Regions from separate parts of the Homo sapiens genome. Here region 1 is linked to region 2. Evidence: read pairs that join two places in POLR2A ChIA-PET (ENCODE). Cell type or tissue: PC-3. All regions are shown on one strand. Links, peaks and the distances in the headings refer to the core of each region. The heading gives the core; the rest is flanking DNA.

Evidence for each region. ChIA-PET counts read pairs that join two places held together with the same protein. Peaks named below come from ENCODE experiments on the same cell type or tissue, not always from the same donor. Only the 100,000 strongest peaks of a DNase experiment are listed, where the experiment ranks them.
Region 1: POLR2A ChIA-PET joins it to region 2 with 19 read pairs; 5 of 35 experiments call an interaction of 5 or more read pairs at or near these places.

The regions. Positions count from the first base shown.
Region 1 is chr20:25,377,539-25,380,558 of GRCh38, forward strand. All of the region lies in intron 1 of ABHD12 (abhydrolase domain containing 12, lysophospholipase), which reads right to left. Among named protein-coding and RNA genes, the nearest start is that of ABHD12, 12 kb to the right of the region's middle. In PC-3, for the core only: no CTCF peak of the experiment used is centred there; no DNase peak of the experiment used is centred there.
Region 2 is chr20:25,221,857-25,224,591 of GRCh38, forward strand. ENTPD6 (ectonucleoside triphosphate diphosphohydrolase 6) reads left to right here. Exons shown (of 15, transcript NM_001247.5): 12 at 982-1,122; 13 at 2,245-2,301. Among named protein-coding and RNA genes, the nearest start is that of PYGB, 25 kb to the right of the region's middle. RefSeq lists enhancers at 1-474, 475-1,234, 1,235-1,996 and a silencer at 2,047-2,228. In PC-3, for the core only: a CTCF peak has its summit at 1,485 (motif pointing right); a DNase peak (open chromatin) is centred at 1,555; H3K27ac peaks cover 2,369 bases.

The DNA.
Region 1 (3,020 bases), core at 212-2,711, 160 kb after region 2:
GATCAGAGGAGATGGCCACACTGCCTTTTACAACAGTGATAACTCTCATGATAACTAACCCAAACCCTCAATAAACCATTAATCTATGAATGGATTCATCCACTCATGAGAGCAAAGCCCTCATGACCCAATCACCTCCCAAAGGTCCCACCTCTAGTTTTTTTGTTTGTTTGTTTTGAGATGGAATCTTGCTCTGTCACCCAGGCTGGAGTACAGTGGCGTGATCTCGGCTCACTGCAACTTCTGCCTTCCAGGTTCAAGCGATTCTCCTGCCTCAGCCTCCCAAGTAGCTGGGATTACAGGCGTGTGCCACCACACCCAGCTAATTTTTGTATTTTTAGGATAGACGGGGTTTCACCATGTTGGCCAGGATGGTCTTGATCTCTTGATCTCGTGTTCCGCCCACCTCAGCCTCCCAAAGTGCTGGGATGACAGGCGTGGGCCACCGCGTCCGGCCAGGTCCCACTTCTTATATGTAGTTAGTACTACATTGAGGACCAAGATTCCAATACTTTCCAACACATGAAATTTTCGGGGACACATTTAAACCATTAAACCATCAAGCCATAGCAGATACCCTGAAGATAAATCAGTACATAAAAATGTCAGAGCAACACAGGAGTCTTTAAGAAAGGATAAATGTGAATGAAGGTAGACTAACCTTCTCCAGCCATCCCTGTATTTTCTCTTTGCCAAAGGCATCATCAAAGCCTGAGTATGCAAGAGCTGATGGTTGCCAAGCATAAAACATGACAGACAACTAGCTCCCTGAGGACAGGTACTATCTCCTTGTATCCCCAGGGCCTGGCACAACATCTGGCAAACAGCAGGAATACAGTAGCTACTGAATAAAATGACCTATGGGCACTTGGCATTGACAGGGCCACTTTCAGGTAGGAGCAATGTGGTTATCCAGGACCAGGAGTGGCAAAGGTCAAGGATGAAGGGGTAGGGCATATATGATGTACACATTATGAGGAGAAAAAAATAGTTGAAAGTTAAAAGCCATATCTATTCTAGTGATCTGAACTACCACATCAAAATGACCGGCATTGACCCTGAACATTCTTACCTTCCCATTACGAACAGTTCAGTCAATATACCCCAAGCTTTGTTTGAAGACTCCACCAGCCTGATAAGAACTGAAGATAATTTGAACTTTTTTTTTTTTTTTTTTTTACCATGAAGCTCAGGACAACTTCAGGCTTCAAGAACAAACCCTAAGTTTCAGCACCCCTGAGGTATGCGTGTATTCCCTCACTGACAGCCGTGTCCACGTTCACCTTTACAAACCCAAAAGTCCTGGCTTTCTCAGCCTTTCCCACACCAACACCCATCTGCCCTCTGCTCTCATTATGTCAGGACATTTTCTTATCCGCTAAACTTATCACAAGTGAATGAGGCAACTCAGCCCACAACTACCATATGAAGATTAATTCTATTTAACAATGAAGACACTTAGCAATCTGTGTACCAGCAAGCCCTGGGGGCCGAGAGTTCTGCCTGGTCCCACCTGATCACTCTGTCATGACCTCAGTTCATGTGAACCTTTCGCCCACCTTCGTCTCAAACCCAGCCCTGAGACCCTCCATGCTGGGATGTGTGCAGGGACCCCGTGCAGGCTTCCCAGAGCAGGGGAGCACTCAACTATGCAGAACATGTCAACTCCACAGATACACAGCAGGTCGTGACTGAAATGACTTCCCAAGGGAACTGTCCTTGTCATCCTTTTTAAAAACATTAAATGTCAGAAAGACGATATGAGAGCTCAGACTGCGCCCACGTGGGGAACTGAGAGAGAGAGGCCCAGTACCTCCTTTTCCCTCTGCCCTCCTAGCAGATGGCCTTGCTGCTTATTTCCTAAGGACAGCACAAGCACTCAGAAGAGAACTGGCAGATTCCTTCACCCACAAATAGATCAACTTACCCATGTCTTTCCCCACAGCCTTGGCCTTCCTTCCTATCTGAGGGGAACTCCTCTGCTCAGCCTCAGAACACTGGGTCCCATCCCTTCTCACAGGCCCAGAGACATCACTGCACCTACTCTGTCCCATGCCGTCCATCTTCTCCTCTCCCCTGGATTATTCCCATGCACACTCCAGACTGCTCTAATATTGCACAATTATGATATCATAATTATCAATATAATAGGCTGCTTGAAGTTATCCTATAGCATAGTGATGCTTTTATTTATTTATATATTTTTTTGAGACAGGGTGTCACTCTGTTGCCCAGACCAGAGTGCAGTGGCTTGATCATGGCTCACACAGTCTTGACCTCCCGGGCTCAAGCAATCATGCACGCCATGCCTGGCTAATTCTTTTTTTTTTTGGTCTAGATGAGGTCTCCCTTCATTGCCCAGGCTGGTCTCAGATTCCTGGGCTCAAGTGATCCTCCTTCTTTATCCTCCCAAAGTGCTAGGATTACAGGTATGCTGGGATTACAGGCATGGCAGGAGTACAGGTGTGTGCCACCGCACCTGGCCTTGTAACGATGCTTTTGAAAATTTGTTTGGTTCTCTTTTCCCCAGGTTTCACATTGAATAGTTGAGCCCTTTCTTTAGCAGTGTTTAATCTGCCCTTCAGTGTAATTCCCTTCAGTGTAACCTTTATCTCACACATTGTGGTTTTCATCTTTAGAAATTCCATTTCAGTAATTTTCAGGTTTTCCATAACTCCACTTAACTTCTGGAACACATGGAATACAATTACCATTGAGTGGTTTCTTTTGTTGTTTTTTTGAGATGGAGTTTCGCTCTTGTTGCCCAGGCTGGAATGCAATGGCGCGATTTTGGCTAATATATCACATAACTATCATAATATCATAATTATCAATATAGTGGGCTGCCTGAAGTTGTCCTATGGCATAGTGATGCTTTTATTATTTATTTATTTTTTGATATCTAATATCACTGCTAAGAAAACTCACCCCCTCCAGCCATCCCTCCCTGTCTTTCCCCCTTTACTGCACAGCTCCCTGGAAAAGCTACCTGCATTTCCTCTCTCCACTTCTTCCTTGAG
Region 2 (2,735 bases), core at 1-2,500:
GGTCCTTCCAAGTCAATCACCCACTGGTGCGTGTACCGGGGGGCCGCATCAGGCACAGCAGGACTGCACAGCTGTGTCCCACAGGAGGAGCCAGACAGTGAAGCTCATCGGGAAAGCCTTCCAAGAGAAATAACACGGGGCGGGGATCTGAGAGGGCGATCGCAGCTGTAACTAGGACAGCCAAGGACGGCCTCGTGGGGTAACATGGGATCTAAGACAGGAGGAGGTTTCAAGAAACTGCGCAGATCTGAAGCAGCAGCACCCCAGGCCGCACAAGCAGCACACACCGGGGCCCTCTGTCAGCTGCTGTGTTTAATGAACGAGGAGGAGGTGGTGTGGCTTGGTGGGGGACACCAGGAGGAAATGAGATCGAAGGGTTGGAGCATGGGTCTGTGGACCGTGGGAACCCTGGAAGCACTCGGAAGGATGGGGCCTGGTGGAGGAGGACTGGGAAAGCCGGGAAGCTGGGTCAAGGTGTGGGGTGTAGAGGCGCCCTCAGATGTCCACACGGTCCATTGGCCTCCGGGGTCCTCTGTTCCTGTTCTCCCTCAAGCCATGGGAGCTTGGCAAGTGAGCTGGGCCTCCACTTCCTTATCTATGACATAGGGAGGGTGCAGGCCCCCTGAGGAGGTGGGACTCCGGGCTGGCGGAGGGGGAATGTAGGGCAGATGGTCCCAACAGGCCAGAGGCCACTGGTGTCAGGCATCAGCAGCTTCCTCCTCAGAGTCCAGGTCTGCCGCTGCCTTCGTGCCCACGGTCTTCACTCCCTGCGCCGGGACCAACAATGCCCTGGCTCCTGAGGGCTGCTTTTGACCTGTGCGGGGAGCAGCCCCAACTTGGGGTGGGGTCTTACAGGCTTCTGGACCTGCCTTTTCCTGACAATTCAGGTCAGAGTCTCAAGTCCCCTGGGAGGGGCCCCAAGCAGCTGTGAGGCCTGGGTGCTCGGAGCCCACTGACCGCTAGCCTTGTGCTTGTCCCCAGCGGCAAGCCTGCACGAGCTGTGTGCTGCCAGAGTGTCAGAGGTCCTTCAAAACAGAGTGCACAGGACGGAGGAAGTGAAGCATGTGGACTTCTATGCTTTCTCCTACTATTACGACCTTGCAGCTGGTGTGGGCCTCATAGGTAAGGGGGCCCGGATGGGCTGAGCAGGAAGGTCGGGGCGGCAGGGGGCGGGGGTGGAGGGCGTGTGCTCCCCGAGGCAGAGGGCTGGTGGCAGGCAAGCAACCCTGTTGTCACATCCCTGCAGGAGGCCAGAAGCAGATTTGAGAAGGCGTCTCATCCTGAGTAGGAAAAGATCAGTTCTTTGAGCCCTTCAGTAAAACCTCGTGGCTGGTGACTTGCTGTTGATTCCAGTTCCTGCTGGAAGGCAGGTCCTGCCTTGCACTGGCCCACGTTGTCTCAGACTCAGCCACTCTGCCCTACCCTGCAGCCCTGGCTACAGGAGGCCTCCTGTGACCTGCAGGTGGCTGCCCTGTACCCATGGGAGGGATCAGCTCACTGAATGTGGAGTCTCTCTGACTCACCCTGCACAGCCCAGGAAGCCAGATTAGGGCGGAAAAAGGTATTCAGAGTTTGCTGAGGCTAGTGGTGGTCAGGCTGTGTGGGAACTCTGGAGGGGGTTGCAGAGTCACTATCATGGTGAGATCATCAGAATGTATGGCCTGTGGTACGGATAAGAACACTACTGTTTTAAATAAGCTGACACGGTGCCGGCTCTCTGGGCCCTGCAGCCTCCGGCGGGTCTCTGTGCTGACAAAGCTACCACTGACTGGGCCTGGGTGGAAGGTGGGTGGTCAAGGTGGAAGGCCACCAATAAACCACCCCTCAGTGTATTTTTCAAGAACTTTTTTTTTTTTTTTTTTACATTTAGGAAACTGATACCAGAATACTGTTGCTGAGCTCAGTTCTATGGCTTCAGGAAACATTTCAATTTCTCTACTTTTATTTTTCTTAACTTAAAATTTTACTCAATTTGGGGTCCTGGGTTCCTGGTGAGCTTTCTCGGGGGACACTGCAGGGTTGGGTTGTGGGGTGACCCTCTCAGCCCCCAAACCCACCCCACACCACATCACCCAGAAGCCGTCCTCAGAGCACGTGAGTGCCGCCTACAGCTGGAGGGCCTGCCTCAGAAGCCAGTCAGTGCCTTGGGGCTCTTGGGCTGGCGTTCCCCGTGCCAGCCTCACGTCTCAGTGGCATCGCCAACCTCACAGTGCTCCTGCAGACTGGGTGTTGTGTCTCCCACAGATGCGGAGAAGGGAGGCAGCCTGGTGGTGGGGGACTTCGAGATCGCAGCCAAGTACGGTGAGTGATGCTGCAGGGGCCATCTCAGCAGGGGCAGGCGCCCCGTGATGCTCGTGACGCAGGCGCTGGCCCTGACTCTCCTGGGTGTAGCCCCTCCTAAACAATGGCCACAGGCAGGGGCCTCGGCCCCAGCTGAGAAAGGACCACCGTCCTTGTCCCACCCTCATGGGGTCGTGAGGAACTGGGTCCCTCGATTCCACTTCCTCAGATGCCATTTTACTGCTACTAGGGTAACCCCAAGAGTGATTTCCCCTGGGATGTCCCAGTAAGTTCATGATTGTCACACAACCCTTAAGAAGCCAAGGCCCTACAGAATGGAGCCTGGGATGTGGGGTGGAGGGCTGTCCCCGGGGTCGCAGGTGACCAGCCCAGCAGACCCTGTGCCACACACTATGCCTCTCCACTGTCTCCTTCACGCCTGGCCCAGCAGCCAA